2 separate regions of the Homo sapiens genome follow, and region 1 is linked to region 2. A link is a loop called in an ENCODE intact Hi-C map of the cell type or tissue named here. Cell type or tissue: ovary. All regions are shown on one strand. Each heading gives the region's core, and the rest is flanking DNA. Links, peaks and the distances in the headings are about the cores only.

Region 1 (16,838 bases), core at 5,017-13,016, 45 kb after region 2:
TGCCAAACACAGAGAATACAGAAGAAAATAATAAAGATAAGAATAGCAATTAGTGAGCTAGAAAACAAACTTACAGAGGAAAAGCAATATAATCAATAGTTCTTTAAAAAGACATTAATAAAGAACTTCTCCTAAATCATTAGAGAAAAAATTCAGACAGCACAGTTAGCAATATCAGAAATTTAAAAACGGGAATACCACTACCGATTCTCAAGACACATGAAGTAAGCAGTTATCTTTCGGCATGCCAATGCACCTGTGGGATTTCAACCATCATATTTTTATTCACACCCAGCCCCCTGAATCTATTTCTTTATTCACCACCATTTTTAGACATAACACGTTAAAAACAAATCCCAATTTTGGCTGGGCACAGTGGCTCATGCCTGTAATCCCAGCACTTTGGGAGGGTGAGGAAGAAGGTTTGCCTGAACCCAGGAGTTCAAGACCAGCCTGGGCAACATGGCGAGGCCTTGTTTTTACTAAAAGTTAAAAAATTAGCCAGACGTGGTAACGCACACCTGCAGTCCCAGCTACTTGGGGGGCTGAGGCAGGAGGGTCACTTGAGCCTGGGAGGTCAAGGATGTGGTGAGTCTTGTTCATGCCACTGCACTCCAAGCTGGGTGACAGAGTGAGACCCTGCCTCAAAACAAAAAACAAAACTGAAAAACCAAAAACCAGATCCTCATTTTATCCCATCTCCCTGCCCCCAAACAGCTATTAGGCCAGTGTTTGCCATGTTAATGCAAATGGTAAATGGTATCACCAGTTACTAATTTGCTCAAGCAAGAAACTCAAGATTTTGCCTCTCCATGTTGGACACCACCATATCCGATCAGTCACTCAATCCTCTAACTTTTCCTTTCTCCCTTTTATGCCCTCCTTCCCTATACCATTTCTCTCCCTTTCCTTCTCTCCATTTCCACTGGATTCACCATTGTCCAAGCCACATTGAAATTGTCCCTGATCCTGGCGGTGGCTTCTCCATTTGTCTTCCCTCTTCCATCCCCACACTGCAAAGCTGGTCCTGCACACATCTGCTCACAGCCATTCCATTTCATGGCTTCTTATTGCCCTAGAATCAAGTCTAGTCTACTTTGGGCAGTGAGGCTCCCCCTCCATGGCCGGTGGCCTGCCTCCCTTCACTGCCTTAAACTGCTCCCACTCTGTGACAGGACTTTTGCATCCACTGTGCTTCAGTCCCTACACCCCACATTCCACCCTAAAGAAAACAACAGAAACAACACAGGCAACAAACTCATTGTGCTCCTCACTTCCTGAACTGCCACCAGCTGTTGGGTGATCAGGACACAGTGTAGTGTGTGGCATGGACACAGTGTCTCCCCAGGACACAGTGTAGTGTGTGGCATGGAGAAGAACAGGAAAGGACTATCAATCTGAATGAGTGAACAAGCCAGTGATAATAATAATCCTGAAACATAGTGTTGATACGATTTTCAACTTGAATAAAGTGAAACGGAAAATGGCAAAAGGTGCCTATAGACATAAGTAAAAAATATATTCCAGCTTTTTCAAGGGAAAGTTTAATGTATTTTTGGCTATTTAATGATAACAAAATATTTTAAAATAATTCAAATGTTTACCTATTTACCAGACTATCACTCCCTCTAAATTTAAGCTCTGAATGGGAGACATCCGGCCTTTGTCTTTCTTGCAGAATTTGATAGAGGCTCTTGCCTTTGGTTGGTGAGCTGGACTCTTTTGTTGACTTAAATAGAAATCTTGGGCTTATTGGGAAACTGCTTAAGTCAATTTCAAGACATTGCTTCTCTTGCTCGGTGGCCACAAAGAACATAACTTATTAAATATTTCTGAGAAAGTAAAGTCCAACTGCTTTCAAAGTAAATACATTCATATTATTTCATAACCCATATATGCTGGATCATCAAAGATATCTTTGTACTTCATCCTAAAACATTTATTAAAGTAACTATGATGTGCTCATTTAGAAAAGGCCAAATGGGCCACTAAGAACTTAAAAGTTTAAAAATGATTTGTTGGGGTTAGCCAATAGGAACTACTTTCTTCTGATATCATGTGAATTGATTTCATGTAGTCTTTCTCTTAAGAAAATTGACCAAGTGTTACTTGTATTTTTAAAATATGTAAATGTAATTACAATTTTTTATGTGAAATGCATTATACATACAAAGGAATACATGTGAGAAGTGTGTATAGTTTGAAGGTTAATGAAATGAATACCACATTCTCACTATCACCTTAGGAAATAGCAGAGGACAACCTCAGAGTGCGTGCCCTGTATCTTGTCCCTTTGCAATGGTTGTTATGGGTTATGGGGGAATCATTAGTCCATAAAAGTTAGAATGATTGAACCGAGTTTTGTGTTGGTTTTATTAAGACTTGTGAAAGGGACATGTGGCACTGCTTGTTGGAAAGCTCTCTTTCCTAACATTTTTTGCTTGTCCTTTAAGTCCAGTTCCTTGTCTCTGCTCCATTTAAAAGGAACCACAAAATCCAAGGAAGCCACAAGCTTCATGGCTGCCTAGCAACAAAAGTACCATTTGAGGGGGGAAACAGGCATAGCTGTATTGCAACTGACCAAATGGAACATGCTGACTGCTTTTGGGCTTCTCTTAGAGCTGTATGTGCCTGAAGTGGGGCACTCAGGGGACCCATAGTCAAGCTGGCCCTGGAGAGAGGTAGGGTCCACAGCAACACTTCATTTATGAGCCAAGAGTGGGGCTAGCTTTGTGGGCGTGTGACTGATGGAGTCAGAAGGGTCCTGTGCTTAAGGTTGCTATCTTGAAATTCTTCCAAGTTTTATCTTTCCATTTGCATTTTGAAAGTGAATTTCCATGGATCCATGGAGCACACTCTGGGGGTTTGGGACTTCGTGTGTTCTTGCCTCCTGCTGTGTCCTCTCCTGTGTGGGAGGGTCCTTGGCTGACTGCTCCCTCACTCCCCGGTGCTCCAGGCTCTGTTTGGGCTCCCCTTCCTTGCTTTTACCCAGCAAGTGCTGCTGTCTTCTGCCCCAAGCAGGACTTTGGGCTCAGGGATGGTCAGGGAAGCAGGACTTTGGGCTCAGGTATATTCTTGCTCTGTGGCATGTCAGGGTTGGGCAGGTAGTGACCAGCCCTGCCTTGAGCCTGCAGTGTCGTGGTGCATTCAGCGGGCAACTCGAAGGGGGCAAACCTCTCACCCACCTGCCATCCAGGTGCAGAGCATGTGGAGTGTGAAAGTTGTTTTCCCTGTCGGCTGTGGGTTGAGGTGGCAAGCTCATGAGAAGAGGAGGGTGACGTAAAGTCAGAACCCTAAAGTTGCTGCTGAGCCTGTGAGTCAACTGGAAAGTTCTGGTTTGGCCCAGTTTGGCCAGTTTCTCCTGGGCTGTCTCATGTGTCTATCATGTGGGTCATCTGGAGGCTTGGCCATCCAGGCTGGCCTCGCGTGACATGTGGCAGTTGGCAGGCTGTGAGCGGGGGTGGCAGGAGCAGCCAGGCCCGAGTCTTTCACCCTCCAGTGGGTAACCCCAACATCTTCAGATAGAGGCAGAGCTCCAAGAGCAGCAAGAGAGGGCAGCCCCAGTCTCTGCCAGGTCACACGTGACACTGTCCATTGGCCAAAGCAAGACACAGGTCACCCAGATTCCAGGAGTAGAGGAAGAATCTACCTCTAGAGGGAATTTGCTGCAAAATCACATTGGGAGGATGTGGATGCAGGGATGGGGGAACCAATGAAGTGCCATAAGCACTTGCGCTTTCCATTAAGTTTACTTTTTTCTTTTTAAGATCAGAATGTTTTCCCACTTCTAAACTATAACCAAAATTAGTTTAAAGAGTAGCCCTAGTATATATTTATAGAACGGTTCTGTGCAAATCTATTTCAGGATTACACAGAAATTTTATTGCCTGGGCTATGGATCGCTGTGGACCTGCTGCCAAAACCTAGATAATCATTAAGCTACCCCAGTAACATGCTAGTTCACTGGACTAAGAAAAAGAAAGAATACATAAATCGAGACGTGACATCAGCCTCCTTTGAGATGTTTGGGTGTTTTTTCAGGATGGTGAGTCTGCCCTTTCTTTTTTTTCTTTAGATGACAGTCTCACTCTGTTGGAGTGCAGTGGCGCAATCTTGGCTCACTGTGACCTCTGCCTCCCTGGTTCAAACAATTCTCCTGCCTGAGCCTCCTGAGTAGCTGGGATTACAGGTGTGTCACCACCACACCCGGCTAATTTTTGTTTGTTTGTTTGTTTTTTGGTGGAGATGGGGTTTCACCATTTTGGCCAGACTGGTCTCAAACTCCTGACCTCAAGTGATCTGCCTGCCTTGACCTCCCAAAGTGCTGGGATCACAGGCATGAGGCATCATGCCTGGCTTGCCCTTTCTTTTTGACTGCACTATCTTTGCTGGAACAGTCAAAAGAACCCCAGAGTGACTTTGCATAGTGTCTCTACAAGGAGTGGAAGGCTCTTTCTATGTCTCCAGAGAATGAGGTCCTGCTTTATTGGTGTGTTTTATCCCAGGCGGAGTGGCACAAAATCCTGGATATTTAGAAGGACACTTACTGTGGATCTGAGACTGGCTGCCCGCTGAACACCCTGCCTCCCACCAGAATCCTGGCCACAGATTTACAGCCCTATCTGTGTGAGCCTGCAACCCAATCTGAAGTCTTCCTGTTGCACCGCTGTCACTGCCCCTAAATTTCCTTAATCGCTGTACTTCTGTAATAGCCCTGTAATGTTATCTTCCCCCATGGCTCCTGGCTTTGTCTTATGTCCTGAAGTGCCTGGCAATGTCCTGGCCACCAAACCTAGAGCCAAGAAAGGACTGCAGGGGACATGCTGCCAGGGGATCAGGGTTGATATGAAAATTGTCAGAGTCAGGAAATTCCAGGTCCCTTAAGTCACTTGGGAAGACATTTGACAGGAAAGGCCAAGGAATGGGATCAGGTTGCCTCCGTGTAAGTAAGAATTGAGATTCCCCGGTGGGGACTGGTCTGGCAGGGAGGTGTCTGAGTTTTTCGCTCTGTAGGGAAAGTTTTGATATATCTGTCTAAATCTGTGTAATAACTGGATTTGAATTAATCACCACTCACTGTCTATTCATATTGTTTTTAGTTCTTCGGAAAGTTTATGACTGTTACTTCTTTATCACTGACAAGATTGAGGAATTCATTTAGTGTACCTATTAATTTGCTTATTAAAATAATAACTAAACATGACCCCATCCCCACATATTTAGGGACTTTTGCTGTTTTCAACATATTGGTCCAGCCAAGAAGCACTGTGTTCTTCCTCCTTGGCTCATGTGATGGTTTAAATATTAATCTCCTGTGTCTCGGGTGTAATGATGGGCTGGGGTTTGTGTGGTGGATGGCTCGGGTGGTGTGTGTTGACTCGTTTGCTGTCTTCACAGCCCCTGTGTTGTTAGGATCCCCTTTGCACACACATGTCCTGTCTCCCAAAGGGCAGCCCCTCTTCCTATAGCCCCGCTGTGAGGACTCCACATGAAGTTCCTGAGAGATAAAGAGATGCAAATTATTTTCTTTTTCAGTTGAGGGACTCACTAGCACAAATGGGATGGGCCTGCCCACCCATTTATTAGGGATCCGGGTTGTGACATCTGGCGTAGGAGGTAATGGCAGCCTCTATCCTGGAGGGGGGACTCGGGCAGTTCCATGGAGGATGCTTAGGTCTCTGCTAACGATAGCAGAAGGGATATAACTGAGGATGAACGTCCACCCATTTTGACAGTTGATTTAGATGGTGTTTTATTCTTTTCTGTGTTTGATTTGTGTGTTATACTTAAACGATCTCTTTGAGGGAAGGAAGTGATTATGTGTTCCTTGGTGCCCTGCCTGTGCCTGACATATAATTTTGTTAAAATTGAACTGTGGAAATGGTAGTAGTTATGCTGTCCAGAATGTGAGAAGAGGAATGGTGAGAACAGGCCATTGTGCTAAGGTTTGGGGATTCTGCTGTCAGAGGCTAGGGAGATTATGGGGCTTCCTGTTACAGTTTGGGGCTGGCACAAAGCGCCTTGAGGCAGATACCTGGCAGGCCAGGGTGAGTGTCCAGAAAAGTGAGATATTTGTCTTGGGCTACTGGGAATAAAATCTGAAGATGCGAGATGGAAATGATATGCAAAATAGCCCAGATGGGGCTACATCTGCTGGCCACTAGTACATTCCCACCTCCTTCCAGTCTAAGAAGAGCACAGGGCTTAGGCAGGGCTGGTGGAGACTGATAAGCCTGGGTAAGGGTCTGTCAGTCTTTTCATCTCTGTTATCCCTGCTTTAGGTACCTCAACTGAATGGCCAAGAGCAGTATGTGCTAGTGCTGGCCTGGGTGACCTGCAAGACTGATTGTCAAATTCTCAGGAATTTCGTGAGCCACTTTTCAAATGTAGCTATTACTAAAAATTAAATTGGCTAGGCACAATGGTTCACATCTGTAATCTTCACATTTTGGGAGGCCGGGGTGGGAGGATTGCTTGATGCCAGGAGTTCAAGACCAGCCTGCGCAACAGTGAGACCCCCCTGCTACAAAAAAATAGTAATAATAGTAAATAAAAATAAAAGAAATTTAAAATAAATAAGAATTATAGAAACTCACAATTGAGCAGATTATATTAAAAACAAAGGTTATAGACATTCACAGTGTGTCACTTCCTAATTATTTTACTCCATTCTGCTACCTCTGCTCTCCAGGTTATTTAGGTCTTACAGATCTGTGTGGTAGAAATGCTGTATACTGGTGAGCTGCTGCACACCTCTTTCTAACCCCATGCTCAGCGACTGTGCATTGGTGGCTTGAAACAGGCTCTGGTGGGAGTATTTATGCCACATTCATGTGTATGCTTGGCTTCTCTCCAGACAGCGCTACTTGCTCTTCGTTCTCTCCCTCTGGCTGAGTGTGGATCACAGGCTCTGAATGACTCAGACCTCCTTGAGGAGAAGTAGAAACTCCTTATCCCAGTGCTTCTCTCTTTAGGCTCATGTGTTTCCAGGGGTTGAGGAAAAGGACATTGTGATGGCTTAAAGAGGTTTTGTCATTCCATCTTTCAGTCTGTTGATTATATGTGGGATTAAAAATAGGCAAAGTGTTGATACTATCAGCTGAACACACTAAATCAGCTTTCTTAGTTAATAACAGCAGTAGAAATTAAAGCAAGAATGAGCTGCCAATGATTACAACCAGACACATGGTCCACTGTACGTGTCAACAGGTCCAATTTCCATTGGAATTTTCCACCTGGAAAGATAAAGTCTGATTTCAGTCCACTGGTGATGGTTGGCTCAGGAGACACCTTCTGCAGGAACTCTTCCTGCCTGCTGCTTCCATAGAGTAGGGGAGGCAGCTCCTGTGTGTTTCCCCAAAACCCTGGGCACACCTTTGACACTACAGTACAGACAGGTTGGCCAGTTTGTAGTAAATGCTTTCTCAAATCAGATGATCCATCTATAGGATGCTGCTCAAGAATGCTGAAATTCACCATCAAGCCTTTAGTAATTATGAGGTATGGTCTGCTATTAGAGAAATAAAACAAGTGAATCAAATAGGATTAACCCCTTCAAATGACTTAACTAGGTATTTCTCACAAGTAATAAAGAAGAAATTCCTTTCATTCTGTTGTGGATAACCAGAAACAAGGAACTGTGGGGTTTCTAACAAGAATTAACAGCCTGTTATAGATGCTGCTTCTAAACAAGATGACAGTTTGCATTTCTCTTGTTGAGGATAATAGCAAAACTTTCCTATCAAAACAAAAACTAATCCCTTATTTGAAATCTCACTTATAGCAGATTATCAAGCATTCATCTAGATGTTTTAAAGTAACCACATATTTGTCTCCACTTTTCCCCTAGCTTTCATTTTGGAATAATAGCCTAACTCAGCAAGAAGATGAATTGAGTCACTCTTACAGCTCAAGAAATCAAGCATGAGGGTATAAGTTTAGATTTCCTCATAATATTAATCTCAATCTTCTTTGGTAAAATTATTTTTCTCTATTTTAAGAGTAATCATTCTATATGTAATATAATGCTAACTGCTACCTGTAGCAACCACAAAACCTTAATGAGTTAGCACAGCAAAGGCTCGTTTCTTGATGCTGTCACAGTCCAGGATGGGTCAGTGGATCTGGGCAGCAAAGTGCTCTCTTCCATGCAGTGACTCAGGAACCCAAGCTCCTTGCATTTGGGGCTCTGCTTTTTTCTAGGTTTCAAGGTCTCCTCTGGCTCCTCTGCATCTGGCCATAGGCAAGAAAAGAAAAGTGGACAGTTGTGCAGAGGTGTTATGGCCAAGCCTGTTGGGGGCCTTCTTCACTTTCACCCACATTCTGCTGATCAATACTCAGTTATGCAGCCAGAGCCCAACTCTAAGGCAAGACTGTGTGCCTGGGGAGAAAAGGGAATGGTGTTGGCAAACACATTTGCTCAGTCACACCAGAACACTCAGTTGATACAAGCTGCATTTTGCACCGTGACAAAATTTTCAAGTTCTGTGTGTGTCTTGGGCTGTAGAGAGGATGCAGAGTGTAGTGGTTGAGACCATGTCCTCAAATCAAACTGCTGGTATCCAAATTCCAGCTCCACCATTTACTAGACGGTGAATTGGGCAAGTAACATAGCCTCTCTTTGTGCCTCACAGTCCTCATCTGTAAAATGAGGAGGACTCATTTTACAGAGTCCTCATTTTACAGAGGACTCATTTTACAGAGTTTGTGAGAGAATCAACTGACTTCCCATGTACAAATGTTTAGAACAGTGCCCAGAATATAATGAACAACATATAAATGTTTGTTAAACAAAATTTTTGGCTGGGTGTGGTGGCTCACGCCTGTAATTCCAGCACTTTGGGAGGCCGAGGCGGGTGGATCACCTGAGGTCAGGAGTTCGAGACCAGGCTGGCCAAAATGGCAAAACCCCATCTCTACTAAAAATACAAAACAAAATTGGCTAGGCATGGTGGTGGGTGCCTGTAATCCCAGCTACTTGGGAAGCTGAGGCAGAAGAATTGCTTGAACCCGGGAGGCAGAGGTTGCAGTGAGCCGAGATCATGCCACTGCACTCTAGCCTGGGTGACAGAGCGAGACTCTGTCGCCAAAAAAAAAAAAATAAAAATTTTTAAAAATGAGATCAGTGTGCATGCCTATAATCCCAGCTACTCGGGAGGCTGGGGCAGGAGAATCACTTGAACCCGGGAGGTGGAGGTTGCAGTGAGCTGAGATCGAGCAACTGCACTCCAGCCTGGGTGACAGAGCAAGAGAGACTTAATTTCCTGTGTGCTATGTTGTAATTTGGGTATATTGCCATTCAGTTGGAGGATGTTTCAGTTCAATTGTAAAAATACTTTATTGAGCAACATTATTTGTAATGTGCAGAGTATGACCATAGAATCTGAATCAGTAGGCTCCTCACTGAATCAAAGGAAACAGCATATTTTCCCCACCAAATTTGCCTTTTAAGCCCTGTGACTCAATCCATGGTCACAGCAGCATCGTGATCTCGATTTCCACTCTTGAAATGCCAGGTCTCATCTGTGCCCCTGAGAGTGGAAAAAAGCGCTGGCCCAGTGCCCAAAGGGCTCCTTCAGTGGCTTAGGGCCCAGAGGATGCTGTCGATGTCACTCTGTTAAGAGATGCCTCATCCATCCACTTGGTACACAGATTGTTCCCGATCTATTTGCACTAACATACTAGCTCTTCAAGTTATGATCCACATTTCAGAACATTGCTTGATTTTACAAAACACAGGAGGGCAACATGATGTGATTTCTCCATATGTAGTCTCCATCTGAGGAGCAGGTTGGGTATAACAGGCTCTTTCTCTTGCAGCTGGATGACTGTACTCTGCAGCTCTCTCACAATGGCGCCTACCTGGATTTGGAGGCCACCCTGGCAGAGCAGCGGGATGAGTTGGAAGGCTTCCAGGATGACGCCGGGTAAGAGCAACTGTTCACCCTGCTGACTGGTCCCCACCTACCAGGAAATGGGGGTACATTGAGGCCTTAAAGTATTTAGGAGGAACTACCATGGCTTTGACCTTCTCTTAATTCTCAATCACACACGAGGGAGATGCAAGTGACTCATCAGTGGTGACTGCAGACCCGTTTCCATTTTGAGTAACTTTTCTTGATGGGTGCTCGGGAGTAGCCTTTCCTAGGAACATTTGTGGTAATCAAGCACATGGTATTTATATGCTAAGTTATTTTAAAATCATATGTCACAATTAAATCGATATTTTCCAGCCAGCTGTGGTGGCTCACACCTGTAGTCCCAGCTACTCGGGAGGCTGAGGTGGGAGGATCGCTTGAGTCTGGGAGGCCGAGGCTGCAGTAAGTCATGATTGTGCCACTGCACTCCAGCTTGGATAAAAGGGCAAGACCTTGTCTCTAAAAGTGAATAAATAAATGGATATTTTCCAGATTTTAGTGGATTTGCAACTATTTTAGATATTGTATTCAATGATAATTTACTGGATAGTTTCTTAGCAGATGCTATAGTAGATAGTTTTATACGGTATCATCTTTTAAACTCATTACTGTGGAAAAAATAATTATTAATTATGTTAATGTCAACTTACTTTTTGCCTATACCTAGAATTGCTTAATACTTTTGCTGAATAAAGAAATACTGTGAGTCTGAATAAAGTAATATGCACATAAAAAATCAGAGATGTGCACAGAAAGTGAAACCTCTCTAGGAATATACCCATATCAGCAGCCATTCTTATATTTATTAGATTACTGAAATAGCCCCTGATGGGGCCCCACCTTTTTCCTTCTGATTTTTATTTATTTATTTATTTTTTGAGACAGAGTCTCACTCCAGTTGCCCAGGCTGGAGTGCAGTGGCGTGATCTCGGCTCACTGCAGCCTCTCGAGTAGCTGGGACTACAGACATGTGCCACTGTGCCCAGCTAATTTTATATATATATATATGTTATTTTTGAGACGGAATCTCGCTCTGTCACCCAGGCTGGAGTGTAGTGGTGTGATCTCGGCTCACTGCAACCTCTGTCTCCCAGGTTCCAGCAATTCTCCTGCCTCAGACTCCCGAGTAGCTGGGACTACAGGCGTGTGCCACCACGCCCTGCTAATTTTTGTATTTTTTAGTAGAGATGGGGTTTTGTCATGTTGCCCAGGCTGGTCTTGAACTGCTGAACTCAAGCAATTCACCCTCAGCCTCCCTAAGTGCTGGGATTACAGGCGTGAGTCACCATACCCAGCCTACTTCTTATCCATCTCGAACTAAGTATATCTCTGATTTCATCACCCTCCTCTTCAGGAAACTTAAGAGTTTCCCTGATACTTTCCAAATAATGCTCAGCTATCTTAATCTGTTGTCCAGGAGCCCCCAAAAGTTGTTTGAAACCACTTTGCCCGAGTTAAAAATATGGTCCACTGAATACTATCTGGGAATTCTCATTTTTCATGAATAGCTCAATTAATGGAGAAAAATTGGAACCTTCTTAGTTTCATATAGCTATTTGACTTCAGTATGTACTGATGGCTTCCTGGGTTTCCCCTGTTTTAACACCCTTCACAATTTATGATCATTGATTGTGCTGCTAGTTGCACCTCTTCTCTGCGGCTAACACTTTACTAGGTCAGAACCATGCCTGTCTGAATGTCCAGGATTTGGCATTTTCTCAGCATGTTTCAGGCACTTAGCGAATACTAGTGTCCAGGTGAATGGCGCATTGCCAGAATGGATTCCTGAATAGCATGGCCATGCGCACCAAGAAGACCAAGGTCCTTGTTAAGATTCAGCAAGATGCTCTGAGGATACCCTTCTTGTCTCCAGAGTGGTAGTAAGGGCACACCAATAGTATGTGAGAAAGGATCCTGGAAACCACTCTAGGCTGTGCATATGGGAGTGGTATCTTAAGTCACACCAGATTCTACTTATTGCTATTTTTAAAATTAACACTATTAGGCTGATAGACTTGGGGATGTTCCATTGCAATAGTTTTTATCAAGTATTTGACAGTGACATCCTTTCATATAAGTTGTCAGAATGCAGGCTAGATGATAGTCTAATTGGATGACTTCATGGCTCATTGATCAAACAGACCCCGGGAATGTTATGAGTAGATCATTGTCAGCTTGAAAAATGTCTCTAGTGGTGTTGTGCTTGAGGACCTTGTCCTCGTTTTTGTTTTCTTCTTTCTTATCAAAACTTGAATGATTTGGAGATGACAGCTCAGAAAAAAAGTGCTAATATATTGATAAAAGCAATAAGAATAAAGGGTGTGGGAGAAGAATAATATTTTTGGATCAGCTACTGTGCCAGGTACTATATTAGGCTCCCTATTCACAAGATCTTTAATAATTAATTATCATACTAGTCATGTAATTGGATTTTATTGTCTCAATTTTTCATCTGAGACAACCAAGGGTCAGAAGTTAAATTACATGTCTGGGGTGGCAAAGCCAAGTTTGAACACAGATGTGACCAATTCCCAAGACTGTGCTCTTCTGCCATCCCAGGGGCTTCTGGGCAAAGGTACTTTAGGTTCTATGCAGCATGTACATTGGCACCTTTGGTGGCATGAGGTTGGTTCCTGCAAGGACAATTGGTCCTGGTCTAAAACACTGTCTCCAGTTGAAACAGCTTTGCTGCCATCATCCATCACTGACACTACAGTTCACCTGGGCGACACCTGTCTCCAGATGCTGGCACTTCCTCCACAGCTGTTCCCAAAGAGCCAGGGCATCCTGCTATAAACTCCCCAGAGTAGATCCTGGTTCTTGTATTCTCACTTTGTTCCCTTCTGAATCATCACTTGGCCATGAGTCCATCCAATAGGTAGAGGTTGAATCCCATTTCTATACTCTAGTAGCTAGGGTTGCTGGGAAAATGAATTATGGCAAGATGAGAAGGTGGGACTCAAGACTTGGGAAACTACAGAGGAAGGTAGCCCAAAAGATATTGAATAGCTACACATTTAAAATTTTTTTTAGAAAAATTTAAATTTTTAATTATTTTTGATAGGGTCTTTCTTTGTCACCCAGGCTGGAGTGCAGTGGTGCAATCACAGCTCACTATAGCCTCCATCTCTCAGGCTCAAATGATTCTCCTGCTCTGGCTAATTTTTGTATTTTTTTGTAGAGACGGGGTCTCCTTATGTTGCCCAGGCTGGTCTGGAACTCCTGGACTCAAAACAATCCTCCTGTCTTAGCCTCTCAAAGTGTTGGAATTATAGGCATGCATAGCTACACATTTGACAAGTGTGCCCCCAAATCACCCTAGAGTGAGGGTTTGTATCTTTGAAATAGACTTTTTAGGTTCTCTCCTAGATGTGTGGCATTTGACAAAGTCTGTGTGTCTCCCATGAGTGGGAGTTAAAATATAATTGCTTCCCAGTTAAGATTTGCCCTTTGGAGGTATGAAAATGGCAAATACCATTTTTTTCTCTTGATTTCTTTGTGTCAGTTATAGCAAAATGTCTGCTAATATTGTGGCCATCTAATGAAGATGTATGAGTCTGTGTGAAAATTGTGATGTTTTTCATACCATGTGTTCTGAGTTTCCTTGCTGGAGGATTTTGCTTCTTTGTTCTTGTCCATTACCCTGCACTTTTATGCCAAGACTAAAAATTAACTTCTTGTTTAGAATTATCACTCAGGCTCTAGCTAGTCAGAGAAGAGGAGAAAGACCTTCAAAAGTAGAAGGACAAAGCAATTATTATGCTAAGAAAATAGAGCCAGGTCTGTTCATCACCTTCTGAGGCCAGGGAAATTAGCAAGCATGACCTGGTGCAGCAGACAGAGAAGCCTGCAGCCTACAGGTTATTTTTCCTGACGTTGTCATTGTGTGGCCTTGGGCAAGCCACTTTACCTCTGATAGGAGTTCATAAAATGAGGACACTTGTAACATTTATTTACAGAATAAGGAAAATATGGCCCAATCCCATTTATCTTCCTGTATGAAGAGGGGTCCTGATGGGGTCTCTGGCACCTGAGGAGAGCAGTGTAGCATAATGGTTAGGGACACAGGCTTTACCATTAGTCTCATGGCTGTTTGACCCTGGGGATGTAACTTCACCTCTCTGAACCTCAGTTTCCTTATAATTGGGGGCAATATTATCATAATACTGCCTCTTTGGGTTGTTTCGAAGTAAAATATGATAATGTATCTAAAACGTTAACTAGTTCCTGATACATAATACACACTCAAAACTGTTAGCCTCTGTTATAATTACAGTCCAATTCTGGAAAGATGATACATTGAAATGGGAACCACTGGAATTTAGACCCAGAGGATTCTATGCAGGTCAGGTGCCCTGAGATCTCAACTTTTAGTTAAGAGACCTCGATGGAGGTTTGCCCACAGGGCTGAGCTGGGCCAGAACCTCCACTCTTTTGCCTGTTGCTACCCTCAGTGTCTCTGAAAGGAAACCAATGCCAGCCTGGGTCCACAGGGCACTGTCATGGAGAAGGTGGGCTTTTAGGCAAGCCCTGGAGGATATGGTGGCTTTGGGTATTTGGAAGGTGCAGCCAGGTGGGAGTGTGGCTTGAGCCAAGAGTGGACCTGAGAACCATGATGTTTCAGGGACATCATGAGGACCAGTGTGGTGGCTGGACATGGCATACACATTCACAGGTGCTCCTAACTTCAGGTAACTTGGGGCGTTCACCTTTTCCTTGGCATGACTCCCTTCAGGCCTGTGCCACAGGGTTGGCTGTGAAGATAGCTGCTGCTTACTGGCTGTGTCATGCTGTTCACTTTCTCTCATTTGCCAAGGGGGCTGGTAGTCCTCCAACCCTGGGCCCATGTGTCTATGTGAGGCTGGTGGCTTAGAAATCATGGCTGGATGTGCATCTGGGAAAGGTTAAGAAGGGCCATGCAGAGTCCCATCTGCAGGGGTACATGGGTCCTGCCAGCTTTGTGCTGGACCTGTTTAGGGGAACCTGGGGATTTGGGACTGGCTCTGCTGTTATTCTTGGACACCTCACTTCTCAGCCTGCAGATCATGGGCCCTGAGGCCCATGAACCTCTGAGGTTTCTGTACAGTTTGTGGGTTTGTGGGATTTTGGTGGGGAGGTATTTCAAAGCCTTCATTGGATTCTCAAAGAGGTCTTTGCCTCTCAAAATATCAGGTTTGAAGGAATGAAAGCAATTTCTTCTTCTTATGATATAATACAAAAATTAACCTCACCCATTCACACATTTGTCCAGGTTTCCTCTGCATTTTAGACTGGTGGAATGGGAAATCACAGAATAGATTTTGAACATAAGTCTAAAAATCTACTGAACCTAAAAAACCAAACCGAAACAAGAAACCAACGAAACCCCCATGTTAAGAGAGAGATTCTGATGAGGGTGCAGAAGGGAAGAAAGGTAGACGTTCCCTGATTTTTTTTTTCCTCTTAAGGTAGTTATCCTGAGTGGAGGGTGCAGGTGTGTTGGCTGAAGCCTTGTGGCTAATCAGTGACAGGTTCAAGCTCCTGTCTTCATAGTGCTATGCAAGGCTCAAAGTGGAGGCCATCAAGTTCTGCCCCTGCTCTCAGTGGGGGAGAAAACTGGCCCTTTAAAACCAAAGGAGCCATTAGGGGTGAGTTCAGCTGGGTTGAGTGGGTAGCCCAGAGGCCCTGCACACCAGTTCCAGGTGCCAGAACTGCTGATCTCTAGGTTCTGGCTTCAGAAGGTTTGGAGTGAGGTTCAGAATCTTGCTTTTTTAAAAAAAGCTGTCCAGGCTGGGCATGGTGGCTCACGCTTGTAATCCCAGCACTTTGGGAGGCCAAGGTGGGTGGATTACTTGAGGTTAGGAGTTCGCTACCAGCCTGGCCAACATGGGAAACGCTGTCTCTACTAAAAATACAAAAAATTAGCTGGGCGTGGTGGCACGTGCTTGTAGTCCCAGCTACTCGGGAGGCTGAGGCAGGAGAATTGCTTGAACCCAGGAGGTAGAGGTTGCAGTGAGCCTAGATCACGCAACTGTACTCCAGCCTGGCTGACACAGCAAGACTCCGTCTCAAAAAAAAAAAAAAAAGAAAAAAAAAGAAAAATGCTGTCCAGGTGGTTAGATGTTTGTTTGGGAACCTGCAGCGTAGGCTCTCAGTCTTGGAGAATATTGCCACCCCCTGAAGAACTTTAGAACCTTCCCTGCCACGCCCAGCCTCAGGCTCATGAAATCAGAACTCAGGGGTGGGCCCAGGCAGAGGTGATTTTCAAAGCTTCCAGGTGATTTCAGTGTGCAGTCAAAGTTGAGAACCACTGCGTGAGAAAGACGGCATTCCTGAAAAGGCTGCAGTAAGTCAGGCAAGAATGAAGTAACTCCCATGCTGAATGGACACTGGAATCAAAGGTTCTAAATGCCTTTAAATGCAAGGATGTATGAGGGTAAAGATGACATCAGGTAGGTATGTGGGTTGGAGTCAGACAGAAGAAAAATGACCTGCAAAGAGAGCCCCCACAGAACTCCTTAAGTGATGAGGGGGCTATGTGGGGGTGAGTGGGAAGAACTTGGAGTGGGAGGCCTTGATCAGATGTAACCCCCTGGGGGGACAAGCAGGGAGTGGCCTAATGAACCTAAACCTGGTAGCCGAGGAAGGTGAGTGGATTGGGGCCTCACCCAGGGTTGGGGAGGGAGGGGGCTGGGAATCTGGAGCCATGGTGCCAGCTCGTGTAGAGGGACACAAGAGAATGGAATGGACATGTGGCATTAGGGGAATAGTGCACAGAATGGTGGACTAGTTAGGGAAATAGTGAGGTGATACAGTGGAGGCAATTTTGAAAAGGGGAGGAGGGGTTTATACCTGTTAGTCTGAGGTTATGGCAAGCCACACACAAGGTGTGGGGTGGCTAGTGAGAAATGTTGGCTGGGGACCCAGGTGAGAAGGCTGGAA
Region 2 (16,838 bases), core at 4,465-12,464:
GAAGTTGTTCATTTAATAAAATTGTCATCTTATGCAAAAATAAGAGATTGTGCTTATTATGCTTTATCATTTTTTATTTCTTAAACTGATACATTATTTTAAAAAACTTCATCTGCTTATAGTAGTTCTAGGGAATATGATTAAATAAACATTAGTTTTCTAACAAAAAGTTCAAATCAGGTGCCATATTCTCATTGGGGAGATGTTCATTTTGATGGTTATATGTTCTAGGTTGGGCTAAGCAAGACATTTAGTTTTTGTTTTGAAATGCTGCAAAAGTAAATGTTTATTTCTGGCTTAATATTTTAAAAGAAAAATGGTAATTATAGGAGTTCTAATTTAGAAAAACCTCTGCAGTAGCATTCATAGAATCATAGTCCTTTTAAAGCTTAAAATGTGTTTGGATTGATTTGTGCTACTGGCATTTAATGATCTAAGGATTCTTTTTTCACTTTGATAGCCAACACTGGAACTGTAGAATATTTTTACAAAACACTGGTGACTTTTTTAGTGTACATGTTAAAATGACAATTATTACTTAATGATTTAATTCAGGAAATGTTTTGTTGCCCGGAGTGAGCTGGACAGAGTGGAGTTATAATAGCTGTCATGTCCTAGGCATTTGCCTGAGCTGAGAACCATCCTAGAGGGACATCAGCTTACCAAGCCCATGGCCATTCGAGGGCCAAGTACTGATACTGTTGCAGCTCATAGAAGGAGAGACCAAGATTGGAAGGAAGTCACCTGGTCACATGAGTGAGAAGTTCCGAGTTGGCATGTGACAGCAGGTCTAAGCTCTTAAGGACTCCACTTTTGTGTCCTGAATGTTCTCCTTCCAGGCAGCCTGTCCACATTTCAGCGTGCATCCTCTCATTGGATTAGCCTTGAGTGTACTGTGTTCATTCCTTTCTCACTACCCTTGTCTTTGTGGTTGCCTCGCTGCCTCAGCTATCCCATCTGTAAACAGCTGATTGCAGTGAGGATAGAATCTAGCTACTCCAAGTGTGAGCTGTGTATCACCTGGGCTGTATTAGAAATGCACACTCAGGTGCTGCCACCGCCCCTCCCCCCCGACCTGCTGAATCAGAACACATGCTTCACCAAGATGGCCTGGTGATTTTTGTGCACACTGCAGTCTGAACAGCATGGATTACAGGTGATTTAGGTCAGGCTCTCAGTACATGGGGGTTCTCACTGTCTCCCCTGTTCTCAGATAACTTCCCTGAGGGAGAAGACCTGGCTGTTCAGTTCTCTGGTGTTTCCCTCGAAGCTAAGTAGTGCTAAGATAGAATGTGCACTAAGTTGATTGATTGGTGTTAGTTTTAGAACACAAATCCACTGGTATTATTGCACTAATGAATTTCCACCTTAATCCTCTTAAGGGACACATCTGTTTGCTACATTACATTAAGATTTTTAAAAGATGAGATCATTAGTAAACTTGGCAAGTGTGTTGTGTCATAGTATCTTAGGACAACACTGTTTTAAGAATGTTGTATGAACAGCTAAGAGTGTCTCCATGTAAGCAGAATCAAATCTGACTCCACTGTAATTAGCTCAGTTGGTTGGAGCCTTGCTATTGAGATCAGGATCATGGGATTGAACCCTTCATGGGTCAGTTGGCTTTGTTTCATGCATGGCCACAGACCATATCGGTAACCTAGCCAGACATCCAGCAGGTGCTGTCATGGCCTCTTGCAACGATCTGGGTTGGAATAGACTGGCATCAATCTTTGGGAAGGAAGGGGCTGCTATGTCATGAACTTATGCTGGAGGCTGCACTGTAGGTCTCCATGTATAGCTTTATTTATCCTCACAACAACTCTAGCAGGCAGGCAGATGAGGAATCCCCAATTAACAGATGGGGAAACTGAGGCACAGGAGGTTAAGCAGGTTGCCTAGGGCTATACTGCGTTTAAGTGAAGGAGCTAAGATTTAAGGTCATCTTTTTTTTTCCTCCAAATCCTATTGTTAACTCTGTCCCATTATTAGAAAATCAGCAAAGCCCATGCTCTCTGTGCAGATGGGGGTGGGGTAGGGTTGACTGCATTGCCTTTGCATGCGGCTGCCTGTCACAGTGCTGTGATTTAAGTGGTTGTGCTCTGGCAAGTCCTCCCAGGGTTGATGCTCTGTGTCTATGCGTTTTGTCCTCGGACTCCAACCTGAGTCCCTCTGGAAAACAACAGGACTGCCATTGCCCTCCCACTCTGGACTCTGAAATGTTAGTTCTTAATAGTGTCGACTTTAAAACAGATTAACATGCTGAGGCCAACTCAGGAACAGCCCTCCCCCACCCTCCTTTTCTCTCCATATTTTATCTCTCTCTGACGATGATACTTTTGAACACTTGGGAACTTTTCTGTCTTCAGAGGACAGCAATCACCTGCTCCAGGCAACCTCCACACCTCATCTCTCAATAACACTGCTGTTGCCTGTGGCTGGCTTAGAGGCATAGCTGGGTCCTCCTCTGCTGGCCATTTTCAGAGTCTTGGGTTTGTCAGCATCTGCTCCATTAGAGAGACAATCAGAAGATTTTTGGGGGTGAAGGGGGAGCTGGGGGACTGTTTCTGAGCTTTGTTCTGAACTAAGTTAGAAAGAATGGGGAAAATTAAGTTACAGTGAATGTTAAGCTTTGCCAATCAGCGCAATCCAGATTGTGAGAAATTACAGTTTCTCCAACAAATAAATTGCAAAAGAAAGAAAAAGGTGGAAGGAAACCTTAGATGAAAAGAGATTAAAGAGATACATCAACCAAAGGTAATATGTGGCTGTGATTGAATGCTGATTCAAATACATTATAAAATAAATATTTGAGATCACTTGAACATGTGAGCAGTGATGTTTAATATTAAAATTATTAACTTTAAAGTGTGATAATAGTATTGTGGTTAGGTTTAAGTAACAGTTTATGGCTTTCAGAGATACATACTGAAATTATATGATGTCTAGAATTTGCTTCAGAATAATTCCAGATAAGAGACAAGTAGGTGAGTCAATATATGGATGGAACAGGATAGACTGTGAGTTAAAGTTGGATTATAGGTATGTGGGGAGGGCTCATGATACTACTTTCTATACTTGTGCATATACTGAAATATTTTAATAAAAGAGCTAAAAAAATTAGGTTACAATTCCAATAGTCCCCTTGGGATCAGAGCTCTTTCATTAAGTGTTACTGTATGATCTGAGTGTGTTTTCTATGGCTGAGATAGCTAACCATCAGTGGATTTTTTTTTTCATACCTCCAATGATACTTTTCTTCCCACCCTGATTGTTGTGTTCTCCTTAGAATCTTAGAAAAACAAGTGTAGGGCATCTGTCTTTTTATGTTCAGGGTGTCTTTCTAGGCTCAATCAATTCCCATGATGAAGTAAACAATTGTCAGTTACATAAACTATTAGCTTAGTAAGCGAAATGCTAAGGTAGAGATATTATACCTGTGGTTTCAGTATATGCTCCTAAATTTTTATTACTAAACTGTGAAGTTGCTAAGGCTATAATAAGTGATAACAATATATAAAGGCACTCAGTTTCCTAAGGCTGTTGATGCCCATGACATGCCTGCATAGCCACACTGGGGTGTTGTCCAGTTCCCAGTGAGCCAGCTCTGCGTCCGCCTTCAGTATGCCTCAGAAGAGGTTCTCAGTTTACAGTGAATGGCAGTGATGCTTTAATGTACATGAAAATGTAAGTTGTATACCTTGGCACCCTTATAATTACAGTCAACATTGATTTTCTATGGGCAGATAAACTTATTTATGAATTAACTGTTAAAGAGGGAGGAAGATCAATTATTTTTTGAAAAAAAATTATCACCAATCTGCAAAATATATACCCAGAAGTTTCTCTGTTTTTAGAGACACATAGTAACAAATGGAATCTACATTGTATCTATTTACAAACTGGAAACATCCAACTCCTCTTCACCAGTTAGTTTTGTAATCTAGATGTTAAAATGTTAGACTCCAAGGAAAAATGTTTAGAGTTTAATGTTAGAAAAGAAAATCTTAAAATTTTTGATCAACTTGAAAAAAGGGAAAATGTTAAACAACTTGCAGTTCAATATAGAAAGGTATTCCTAGACTTGGCAAAAATGAAACAAATTAGTTTCTCTTTGAATATCTTTAACGTTCTTGAAGAAGAGAAAACCAAGAAGGAAACTCCTGTGGTGCTGAGGTGCCTCATCATGCACTGATTTTTATAGCAGAGAATGAAATGCCAGAGCTGTAACCAGAGTGTGTGGGACAAGCCCAAGATTTTTTTAAGTTCTCAGAATAGAAGATAACCAAGGCATCTTCTGACTGCTTGATCAGAGCCAAAGAGTGGCTTGGGGTGTATAGCAAATGAATTGATGGGCAAACACTACCAGCTTGCATGGCTGGACACTGACAGGCTGGAGACTCTGAGTAGTGGGGTGGTCCTTGGGGGAGAAAACGAGGAGGAGGGTCCCTCTGGCTAAACCAGAGCCACACACAGCCTGCAGCCAATCACTGACCACAATTTTGACTAAAGAAGTTTATACCAATTGCATTTTATATCACTTTAACAATTGTTTGGTTTTATTTATGATTTGAGGTCACCTTCTTCAACCCTCCCAGAGTCAATGAAAATGAGCATGTGGTGACATTGGGGTTGAGACAAGTCGTTGATAGAATACTGTCCCCCTCCTCTGTCTGTAGTGTGATTAAATGAAAGCAAAATGAAATATTGTTAAGGGTGCTACACCCTAGAAACCTAGCTTTTAACCCTTCTGAACAATAAGGAGGAAACTTATTTCTGGGAGTCTTAGTGGCTGTGGTCCTCTGATTTCATGACATATGTGCTTGCAGCTGGAAGGGCATGGGCGCTGGAGCCCCTGGGAGAGCAGCCAACAGAGAGGACATTTGCAGTGTCCAAGTGGTGGAGAGTGTGGAGGGCTCGGAGCACAGTCTACAGTGGCCCCTCTGAGGTGCCTCACTCCCACAGCCTCGAGTGTGTTTCTGGGCTCTGGGCTCCATTGTCTGTCTAAGGGTTTGTGTGCTGACATTGCACTGTCTTACTCACTGTAGTTTACAGTAGGTCTTGATGATGTCTGGTGGGGTGGAGGCTTCCTGCTTGCCTTAGAACATAGCCATTAATGGAAAGAGAGGAAAAGTTAGAACCAGATATGTTCCATTCAGTGATCTTAACATAGAGAAACAGGCTAGGCAACCAACTTGTGTGACCAGCCAAAGAGGAAAGAGACATTTAAAAAATAAGAGTCAGGTCATATCACTCCTCTGCTCCAAACCTCCCTTAGCCCTCTTGCCATTCAGGGCAAACTCCAAAGTCCTCGAGTAGTTGGTCCACTTCTCCATGAAGGCAGAGTTTTTTGTTTTGTTTTTGTTTTTTTTAAATCTGTTTTGTTTACTGGTGCAGCCCAAGAGCCTAGAACAGCGTCTGGCACATAGTGAGTGTACAGTAAATATTTACTGAGTGAGAGGATAACCGTGATTTAGAGTTAGAAGGGAGGAAGAATAGTCTGCTCATCCCAGCCATTTCCTTGCAGAAGTCCCTTGTGTAAAGCCTCTGCTAGGAGCACCTCCTGACTTCTTCATGTATCATAGTGACCAGTTGCCCTCCGGCCTTGGAGTATAGCCTTTCCTATTTTTGAGCTTTATTTTTTATTTTTCTGAGACGGAGTCTTGCTCTGTCGCCCAGGCTGGCATGCAGTGGCACAGTCTCGGTTCACTGCAACCTCCACTTTCCAGGTTCAAGCAATTCCCCTGCCTCAGCCTCCCAAGTAGCTGGGATTACAGGCATGCGCCACCATGCCTGGCTAATTTTTGTATTTTTAGTAGAGATGGGGTTTCACCATGTTGGCCAGGGTGGTCTCGAATTCCTGACCTCGTAATCTGCCCGCGTCAGCCTCCCAAAGTGCTGGGATTACAGGCATGAGCCACTGCGCCTGGCCTGAGCTTTATTTTTTAGAAGTCCATTTTTCCCTAATTTGTATTTGGAGCGATGGTCCTCATATCTCCACAGATGGGGATGGACATGGCCCTTGAAAATTAATTGGTTGTGCCCAAGAGGATGGAAATAGGGTGGATAAGCCACAAGAACCATGACCCCAGGGTTTGGTCATGGAGTGATCTGTGACCTACAACCTGCAGATAGTGTCTACGGGGGCTGCTGGAAGTGCCACACCTGTTACCTTCCCCTGTGGTGGCAGAAGTAAAGAGCTGTTTTATGCCCATGAGAAAGCTGTGTAATGTGGACTGTTTTTATTACTCAGATCAGTATGTGTTTATTGATGTGCATGTGTCTTGTACTCTAAAGTATCTTCACACTGTAGTTCCATGCAGCTGTCCACTTAAACTGTGTGTGTGGGTGGACACAGGATGACTTTGCTGGAGAGAGGTTACTACTGACAAAGCTAGACTCAGGGAAGGAAAGACTAACAAACAAGGATTTCTCCCTTATACAACAAAGCATCTGTTCCTGTCACAGAATGAACACATGGATACATTTGGAGACTACAGAAAAGCACTTTGAAGAAATACAAATCACTTTTCTCATCACCCAAAGGGAACCACTCTTAACACTTTTGTGTCTTGCCAGAATTTTAACATCTATTCATAATAATATCTGAATACTTTCCCAAGTCATTAAATATTCTTGGAGCACATCATCTTTAATGACAGTTAGGTAATCCAGTCTATGTATGTACCATGATCCATGTAACCATTGTTCCCAGGTTCCATGAGGGAAAGTGCTCTTTCTTCTTGAATGTTAAATTTGTCCATGCTTGGTACTTAATACATATTTGTAAAATGAATGCATGAATGATTGAACTATTGGAGGTTTAGGTAGTTGCCAATAAGGAAAATACAGATAGTGCTATAATACATACCTGCAGAAAAATAAATATTTTTTCTCATATTTGATTACTTCCTTAAGACGAATTCTCAATGTTTAGTTGCTGAGTTGAAGGATAAAGATTTCATCTTGGATAGGAGCAGTTACCCTCATTTTAAGCATTGGAGGTAGCTGGAAAGATGGTCTCTAAATCCATCTGGGGCAGGTGAAGAGCCAGGCCAAGTTATGAAGCCCAGCTCCAACCTGACTTCTTCCTTTCTTTGTGCAGCTGGTATCACCTCCAAGACTGACACTTGAACTCAGAATACCACCAGGTGGGATTCAGAGATGATTGTTAAAACCGTGAATAAATTACATGTATGTATCCCATTGTCTCTACCCATTTTGAAGAACAAAACTCATTCTAGGCTTTCCTGGCCATCCCTCAGACACACCCGGGCTGTGCACTGAGCACCTTCGGACCCAGGACACTGTGGGTCTCACTTCATCCTGTGGCTGCGTCCCTCCACCAGATGTAAAGCCCCAGTAGCAGGAAGCACATTAACTTACCTTTCATTTCAGAGTTCCTAGGACAGGGTCTGTTACATAGTAAGCCCCAACAAATATTTTTTTGAATATTTGCAAGAATGTTAAATGGAAAAAGTGCAACATATGTTAATATACATGATGATTGCAGCAATAGGAAAGTGTCTGTAGGGTGGAGCCTTAGCCTTCAGATCCCTAAACTGTCGCCATGATTTGTGGATGTTATAACTCCTCCCCCACACTGTAGGTGAGTGTGGTAGAACCAACTCTTCAATGTATCAAAAACTTGTTTCTGGCCTCCCTACTGAGTCCCTGCTAGATCCTCCAGCAGGAAAGTACAGCTTGCAAGGAAGCCCCATGTTGGCAAGAGAAGGCATGCTGTCCTGGATGGTGTGGGCATGCCTGGGGGCTCTCGTGGGTGGGGTGGGTATTGGGGTCTTCTCTTATGGAGGGAGACCAGGCCAGACTTAAGGCCTGCAGTTCACGATGGGGAAGTACCAGCTTGTGAGCCAGGTGCTCTCACTTGTACTGTTCCTAAGCCTTGTTTTCCGTTCCTGCCCATGCTGAGCCGAGGGGAAGAGCGTTGTGAGCTTGTGTGAGGGGGAGGGTCCCTGAGGCAAGTGTGGCCACAGTGGCTGCAGCAGCTCTGATTAATGGGAAATTCCAAGAGGAAGGTAGACCTGGGGAGAAAGGAGTGGTGGCTGCAGAGTCCAACTGCCCTTCTTGCCAAACACGGAGATTCTGCCTTTTGCCAACCGTGGAGGCTCTGCGTAGGAGATTTTATTTCAGGTGATGGTGCTCACCTTGGAGGGATCTGTTACTCATTCCCATATCAGATCATAGCTTCAGGCTGCAGGAGGACTCAGGCAGGCTCCTGACCGCAGCTTCTGTGAATCACCAGACACCGGCAGTCCGGGAGCGGCTAGTGTCTGAGCTGCCAGTGCCCGGAAGTGAGAGAGGTTATCCAGTCTTCCTGCTGCTCCTCCATCCAACCTCAGCAGCACCATGTGCCTGGGAGCAGGGAAAGGAGAGCTGTTGGGCAGTCCTGTCCAGAACAATAGTCAAGGATACGAGTGGTTTTTTGTTCCCAGAACTGAGTGCATTTTTGTGGACAGTGATTCATTACAGAATACGCCAGTACTAGAACCACAGCATGTCTGTGCAGTTTACTAGGCACTGGGACATAGGTTAGCCTGGCTGATCCTCTCATGACCCTGAAAGAGGGCAAGTGGGGCATTTGGGCCTCCGTCTCAAAGGTGAGAAAATGAAAATCAGTTGGTTCATGACCAATGCACTGTAATCACCCCTCACAGGGTGAAAAAATGAACTCAGCACATGGCTTCTGTTGTTCCGCCTGGCTCCCTGTCTCCATCTGTCAGAGATAAACCTGAAGGATGTGTGTTGACACCCAAAGAAGTGTGCAGAGTGAACACAGTCAGAGAAAAATGTAAGCTGAGTTGACATGACATTAAATGGAACAAGTTGGTGCTTAGTTTTACACAGGCTGGGGAGTAGAGCTTGGCTATGTGGTAAGCTTTATTTCTATCAATGCTACTGATCCCAGGAATGTGAAAATGATATCCTTTATTATGATGATGGGCTGGGGAAGTAAGGCATAAACATAATGCAAAGTGAAGTAACAACTGAAGGCAGCATATGACTCATGTCAAAGTGTGACATAGGCCTGTGGGGCTATAGAAATATCAACTTGGGGCCGGGTGCAGTGGCTTATACCTGTAATCCCACCACTTCAGGAGGTTGAGGTGGGTGGATCACCTGAGGTCAGGAGTTTGGGACCAGCCTGGCCAACATGGCGAAACCCCATCTCTACTAAAAAGTACAAAAATTAGCCAGGCATGGTGGTGGGTGCCCGTAATTCCAATTACTCAGGAGGCTGAGGCAGGAGAATTGCTTGAACCTGGGAGGTGGAGGTTGCAGTGAACCGAGATCGTGCCACTGCACTCCAGCCTGAGCAACAGGAGTGAGACTCCATCTCAAAAAAAAAAAAAAGAAAAGAAAAAAAAAAGAAATGTCAACTTGGGAAAAATCCACGTGGACTGCATGGCCTGGAAAGCCTCGTGGAGAAGGAGGGTGGGGTTTCAGTTGGTGAAAGGGAGGTAAAGGGCACCTGGTACAGGTGAGACACAGGTAGGATATGGGAGTCAGGATCAGGCTCCAAGGCTCTGGGTGGGTGAAGATAGCCCCCTGGAGGGATGTGGCCTGCAGCAGTGGGCCCGGGGCTAAGCTAATATATGGGGTTGACTGGGGAGCAGAGGCTGTTGTCAATGACCACAAACTGAATAAAAAATTATTTTCATTTCATGTAATAGAAACATGACAGAAAAGGAAAGGAAGAGGAAAGACAGACAGGAAGAAAATAATTACAGAAAAGATGACAGAAAGAGAATTGGGGCAAAGAAGAAAGGAGATGGATGGATGGGGAGTCACTGAAAGGCCACCTGTGTAGATAGCATGGGAGGAGGAAGGGAGACAGGGACAAGCCTCAGGATGTGTCTGGGCAGGGAGGGCGGGGACCCCTGCTGTTCATAGTCCCAGCCACTGCTAATTCCTGGTGAGCTGATTATCAAGTGTTAGCCAGTGAGGGCTTACGATGTGACCCTTTCTGGGAGCTTTCTCTCCTTCCTCCCTTTCACAGATGTTCTTGGGTGTCTGCTTGATGTCAGATTCTGCTGGTCCACAGAGTAACACAAATAAATGACACCAAGGGCTGGCAAAATGGTGCTGGGCTCCATGTCAGACAGACCTGAGCTCCGTGTTTCTAATGAAATCTTCGGACAGTAGCACCTCCCTCATGGGCTGTTGTGGACAAACACAAGGTCCTCATATTTTTTGTATGTCACAGGAGCATGCGTGGCCTCCAGCCCCAGGTGCCATGTGCAATGGTGAGCCATGTTCCTTTCCCAGCATTGTAGTCCCTTCCCTGCAGCTGTGCTATGAGATCTCCTCTTACCATCCCACACCTGCACCCCCACCACAGTGTCCCCACTCCCAACGTGGATCCTCACCTTTGACTGCAAAGACAAAGCAGACCACTCAGATGCAGCCCTGGCCCCTGCCTGCCTCAACCTCCACCTGCACCCACGTGCCCTGCTGTGCCCTCTTTGCTGATGGGGGGAGGGGGGACAGGTGCGCCCCTTCTTCTGGCAATGCCAGCCCTTTTCCACTGTGTCTTCACCCTCTCCTTCCCTCTGAGATCCTCCCATTAGCATTTAGGTGGGCTAAAGCCTCTTTTGTCCAGAAAGTCCCTCTTCCCTGGCCCTGGGCCCAGCTGTCCTTCTTCCACCCTTCAACCCTCAAGCCTCCCAGACCTGTCTAAGCCCCACTGTCTTACCTTCCCCCTGCCCTGTACCCTCCCAGTTCCTGTCACTACTGCAATAAAACTACTCTTGCTAAGGTACTTGTCTTTAAATCTAGTAGACACTTTTCCATTCTTGACTTATAGAATCTCACAGCAGCAATTGCTGTTTCTGATGGTCCCCTTTGAGGAATGCTTGCCGTTCTGTTTGATGGTGCGGTATTCACCTGCCCTCTCTAGTCCTTCTCAATCCTTCTGCTCCCTCTGGCTGTTTGAATGTTGGCCTTTCTCAGGTTTCTGTCCAAAGACCACACCTCCTCCTCACAGTCACCCTCTTTGTCCTGGATGGCTTTGAGGGCTTTCTGACGACCCCCTAGAGCTGACCCCTGGCTCAGCTCTCTCTGGGCTCTGAGGCCAAATACCCAGCTGCCCTTTGAACAGCTCGTCCTGGACGTCCCAACAGGCATTGAACCTGCCCCGCATCTAGATCAGATCTTGTCATCTTCCCACAGACCCATACTGCCTCAGCGAGGAGCATTGCCAGCCAGTTGCCCAAACCAACTGAGAACCTCTCCCTAGCAGCAATCCCTGCTCTGTCAGAATCACGTTCTGTTGATTATCCTGCCTCTTGGAGTCTACCTGCTTCTCCCTCTGGTCCATGTGTCATCCATGGCATATGGAAAGTGCTCAATAAATATTTATTGAATGAATGGAAAATAAGTTAATGTTTGAGAAAGTGTCAGTCACATGGGGATTGCTCAGAAAATGTGGGTGCCTATATTAGTTATCTATGGCTATGAATAAATCACCCCAAACGTAGTGGCTTCAAACAATCATATTTATTATCTCTCACAGTTTCCTTGGGCCATGAATTTGAAGGCAGTTCCTTGGGTGGTTCTGGCTCAGGGTCTGTCATGAGGGTGCAGCTGGATCATGGCCGGCCCTGGTATCATCTCAGATTTCTTCAGTCATATGGCCAGTGCCTGGGCTGGGAAGTGCCAATAGCTGGGAGCTCCTTGGGTGTCTCTCTTCATATGTCAATGGTCTCTCCCCAGGGTCTCTCTAGTATGGTGTCCTCAGGGTAGGTGGACTTCTTATGTGGCAGCTCCAGGCTCCAAAGTGAGAGGTCCAGGTGGGTGCTGCTCTCCCTATCTAGCCACATGCTCTGGCTGTACTCTACTTGTTAGAAGTGAATCACCAGGGCTGGCCCTCATTCAAGGGCAAGGGGGAATTAGATATCATTGTTTTATGGAAGAATTGCCAAAGAATTTGTGAACTTAAAAAAAACCTTCATATTTGGTAAAATTCACTTTTATTTTTGGTGCACAGTCCTATGAGTTTTCATATATGCATAAGTTTTTGTGACTGCCACCACTAACAGGACACAGAACAATTCCAGGAACCTAAAGAATTATCTCGGGCCACCCTTTTGTAGTTGTGCATTCTCAGAGGCCACTGATCTGTTTTCTTTCCCTGTAGTTTTGCTTTTTCCGGAATGCTATATGAATAGAATCATTTCGTGTGTAGCCTTTTGAGACTGGCTTCTTCACTCTGCACAGTGCCCTTCAGATCCAAGTTGTTGGGTGCTTCAGGAGTTCCTGCCTTTTGATTGCAGAGCAGTTTCCCCTGGTATGGATATCCCACAGTTTGTTCATCCATTCACTCACTGAAAGACACCTGGGTTGTTTCTGGTTTTTGGTGATTATGAATAAAGCTGCTCTAAACATTTGCATAGAGATTTTGTGTGAACCTAAGTTTTCATTTTTCTGTGATAAATACCTAGATTCTTTATTCAGCAGATAATTACCTGGCTCTCTCCTTAGCAGGGCAGTCAGGAGGTTTCTTATTTGGCAAGTTATCCTTTGTCCGAATAATTTGTCTTTTTTTTTTTTTTGAGACAGAGTTGCACTCTGTTGCCCAGGCTGGAGTGCGGTGGCATGATCATGGTCACTGCAGCCTCGACCTCCTAGGCTCAAGTGATCCTCCAGCCTCAGTCTCCTGAGTAGCTGGGGCTACAGGCATGAGCCACTGCACCTGGCCTGTCAGAAGAATTTGTCATTCGAGTTTCTGAACTTCAGAATGTAAGCACTTTTTAAAACACTGCCCACAAAAAAGATCATTCATTTAGATATCTTGTTTGTTCTTAATTCTTATGCCTCCCAAAGCCCTGTTATGGATGAATTGTGAGGCAAAGTACTGGCGTCCCCTGCCTCATGGCCTCATCATCCTGGGCTCTGACGTCACCCTGGCTCAAAACCCTCATTTCACAACTTTACACAGGGACAACGCCTATGACAGAGCTGTGTGAGAATCACTTCTCAATCCCCATGGGATACAAATCACCAGCCATTTTATCAATTAGCAAAATGGTGTAAACAAGCAAAGCAGCAAGTGGCACTAGAGAAATTAGAGTGTGAAAGGTGCACTTTGATCATTGCACACAGAGGTGATGTGAGCAGTAATGGAGGAATGCAGCCGAGTACATGTGGCTTTCTCTGTCACATCAGAGAATAGAGCTTTAGAGGAGGAGGTGGTAGGAACAATGGGAGGGGAACAGATATTTAAGAAGTTCAGGGGCTAGAGTATTAGATGTTTGGTTTTTGAATGAGTTTTATCTTCTCTTTGCTGAGGGCAAGTAAGGGTCCTAAAGTTGCCAAGGCCTCCAGATGGCCCTCCAAGGAGCCCCCTCATCAGGGCATCTTATACTTTCAATGCGTGCAGCCTGGGGACCTGCCTCAAATGAAAAACCAGAGTCTATCTTTCAGCTCTGTTTCTATTCTGCCTCCTTGTCTAGGGATCCTGACTTTCCTTAGAATATTAGAGTACATTAGGTCAAGGCCTAAGTGGGGGAGATCTATGTGGTTCTCCAAGTGCCTTTAAAAATCGAGGATGTTAGCACTTGCATTCCTGAGGAACACACAAGGAAGTTAAATGTGCAATCATGCTTGACGTCCGAGGAAGTCTTTCACTGACTCACAGAGCAGAACTCTGTGAGTTCTGATTCTAAGTCAAGTTCTCTGCAGAGCACTTGGAAATCAGAAAAGAATAAAGCATGGGCCTCGTCTCCAGGAACTGATAGGCCATGATGGTGTCAGGCTGGCCTGGTCTCAGCCTACTCTCCTAATAGGCATCACTTTATTTCTATGAAAAATGCACTCAGAGTTCCACATAGTCGATTCATATTGAACTTTTGAAAGATACCTGTGCATAATGTGGGGACTGTGCTTTTGCAGGAAATTGTGACTGGCTTATGTTTAGTGAGTTTCATTAGAAACTAGTTTACATGGAGATGTTTAGGGCATTGACCTCAGTCTCTCTTCATTTCCAGGCCTTTCCTGGCCTCAGCCTGCCTCCTTGGCCACCCAAGAGCTCTGGATCCCAGATTTGCTCCCTGTGACCAAAGTCTTTCCCCTCTGATATGACACCCTCACCCCGAGACTCTTGATTCTCTTATTCCACCCAGTGTACAGAAGTTTTTATCAGGTTCCCTTTTGGATGAAACTGGGGGGCTCCTGCAGAGGGCATGTGGGGGTTAAGGGGTCCTGGGGGGCTCTGGAACATCTTGAGATTTTGAATATTGCTTGTAACATTAGAGTTTGTGAACAGTGCTTTGGTGAAAGGCCTGGCCTCACAGCAGCAATGAGGGAGCACTTAGATCAAAGCCCAGAACCTGTGTGCTCACATGCCCACCATGTGAATTCCTCTGGCAGCCTGCCTTGCACCAGGCTGGGGGAGAGGACCCCAGATCTGCGATGTCCTAGTGAACCCCAGCAGTGCCGAGTACTCAAGCAGACACCCCATTATGTCTGCTCACAGACCCGACTTTTGAAAATGTAATTTTGGTTACCTGATTGGTGTCTGTGACTCCTGCTTGGTGCGCCCTCATGAGTGCTGTGATTTGCTAGGCCCTGAAGTGGCAGCTCTCTGCCCGCTGCTGCCACTGCACGCACCGTTCTGTGGCTGAGACAGCCATGAGTAAGAGCAGAGCTAATCCTCGGGGAGTGGGAGGGGAGAAGGAGGGGTGGCCCCGGGCCTGAGATTTCTTTGTGTCTCAGGTCTCTGGTATCTTTAAGCCTCTTTTCTTCCCCCACTTTCTCGGAGAGCCATTGCTCTCATTAAAAAAAAAAAAAAGTTCCTTGACCCACCTGGTCCCTAAAGCAGAACGTACCAGCTCCATTAAATTAACATATGTAGTTCTGCAAAGTCTAAACAGTTTAAATTTCATTATTCTAGGCAGTATTTGTCAGGTTGCCAAAGCAGGGGAAATCTGTGAGGGGACAAGGAGAAGTTTAGCCCCATGCATGCCCAGGATGGTACTTTGCTTCTGCCTCCTGGGGTGTGTAGGGGAGAAAACTGGAGCTCCTCTAGAGGGTCTACCACATTTCACCAGCATTTGTTCACCAGCAAAAAGGGCATTGCCCAAATTCTACTGCATGAGTCACTGGGGTTTAAAATCCTTCAGATGGATAGCGAGGTCACCTCTTGTCCTTTTGAGCTGTCTATATATATTCCAAAATATATCTTGGTCATTTTGATTGGTCATTATTGATTGAAGGGCCTTTGGTGTTATTAATGTTTTAGTAGTTTCCGATCAGTTTATTTAGGGCTCAGAGTAATCTGTAACTTGAGGATGGACCCGATAAGGCAAACTGTAAGAGCCCACCCCAGCGCCTGCTGTTCTGCAGCTCTGTTCCTTTTAGGGGTGGGCTTCATTTTTTTTTTCTTTATATTATACTTTAAGTTCTGGGGTACATGTGCACAATGTGCAGGTTTGTTACATAGGTATACATGTGCCATGTTGGTTTGCTGCACCCATCAACTCATCATTTACATTAGGTATTTCTCCTAATGCTATCCCTCCCACAGCCCCCCCACCCCCTGACAGGCCCCAGTGTGTGATGTTCCCCTCCCTGTGTCCATGTGTACTCATTGTTCAGCTCCCACTTATGAGTGAGAACATGCAGTGTTTGGTTTTCTGTCCTTGTGATAGTTTGCTGAGAATGATGGTTTCCAGCTTCATCCATGTCCCTGCAAAGGACATGAACTCATCCTTTTTTATGGCTGCATAGTATTCCATTGTGTATATGTGCCACATTTTCTTTATCTAGTCTATTATTGATGGACATTTGGGTTGGTTCCAAGTCTTTGCTATTGTGAATAGTGCCACAATAAACATACATGTGCATGTGTCTTTATAGTAGCATGATTTATAATCCTTTGGGTATATACCCAGTAATGGGATCACTGGGTCAAATGGTATTTCTGGTTCTAGATCCTTGAGGAATTGCCACACTGTCTTCCACAATGGTTGAACTAATTTACACTCCCACCAACAGAGTAAAAGTGTTCCTATTTCTCCACATCCTCTCTAGCATCTGTTGTTTCCTGACTTTTTAATGATTGCCATTCTAACCGGCATGAGTTATGATTTGCATTGTGGTTTTGATTTGCATTTTTCTAATGACCAGTGATGATGAGCATTTTTTCATATGTCTGTTGGCTGCATAAATGTCTTCTTCTGAGAATTATCTGTTCATATCCTTTGCCCACTTTTTGATGGGGTTGTTTGTTTTTTTCTTGTAAATTTTGTTTAAGTTCTTTGTAGATTCTGGATATTAGCCCTTTGTCAGATGGATAGATTGCAAAAATTTTCTCCCATTCTGTAGGTTGCCTGTGCACTTTGCTGATAGTTTCTTTTGCTGTGCAGAAGCTCTTTAGTTTAATTAGATCCCATTTGTGAATTTTGGCTTTTGTTGCCATTGCTTTTGATGTTTTAGTCATGAAGTCTTTGCCCATACCTATATCCTGAATGGTATTGCCTAGGTTTTCTTCTAGGATTTTTATGGTTTTAGGCCTCACATTTAAGTCTTTAATCCATCTTGAGTTAATTTTTGTATAAGGTATAAGGAAGGGATCCAGTTTCAGCTTTCTACATATGGCTAGCCAGTTTTCCCAGCACCATTTATTAAATAGAGAATCCTTTCCCCATTTCTTGTTTTTGTCAGGTTTGTCAAAGATCAGATTCTAGATGTGTGGTGTTATTTCTGAGGCCTCTGTTCTGTTCCATTGGTCTATGTATCTGTTTTGTTACCAGTACCATGCTGTTTTGGTTACTATAGCCTTGTAGTATAGTTTGAAGTCAGGTAGCGTGATGCCTCCA

Evidence for each region. A loop is a pair of places that touch in the nucleus more often than their neighbours do. Peaks named below come from ENCODE experiments on the same cell type or tissue, not always from the same donor. Only the 100,000 strongest peaks of a DNase experiment are listed, where the experiment ranks them.
Region 1: it touches region 2 in a loop (2.9-fold over the local background); 16 of 110 quality-filtered maps call a loop at or near these places.

What each region holds. Positions count from the first base shown.
Region 1 is chr18:36,345,720-36,362,557 of GRCh38, forward strand. It overlaps FHOD3 (formin homology 2 domain containing 3), which reads left to right. Exons shown (of 29, transcript NM_001281740.3): 2 at 9,820-9,926. Among named protein-coding and RNA genes, the nearest start is that of FHOD3, 56 kb to the left of the region's middle. In ovary, for the core only: no CTCF peak of the experiment used is centred there; no DNase peak of the experiment used is centred there.
Region 2 is chr18:36,301,330-36,318,167 of GRCh38, forward strand. The region is part of intron 1 of FHOD3 (formin homology 2 domain containing 3); the gene reads left to right. Among named protein-coding and RNA genes, the nearest start is that of FHOD3, 12 kb to the left of the region's middle. In ovary, for the core only: no CTCF peak of the experiment used is centred there; a DNase peak (open chromatin) is centred at 8,283.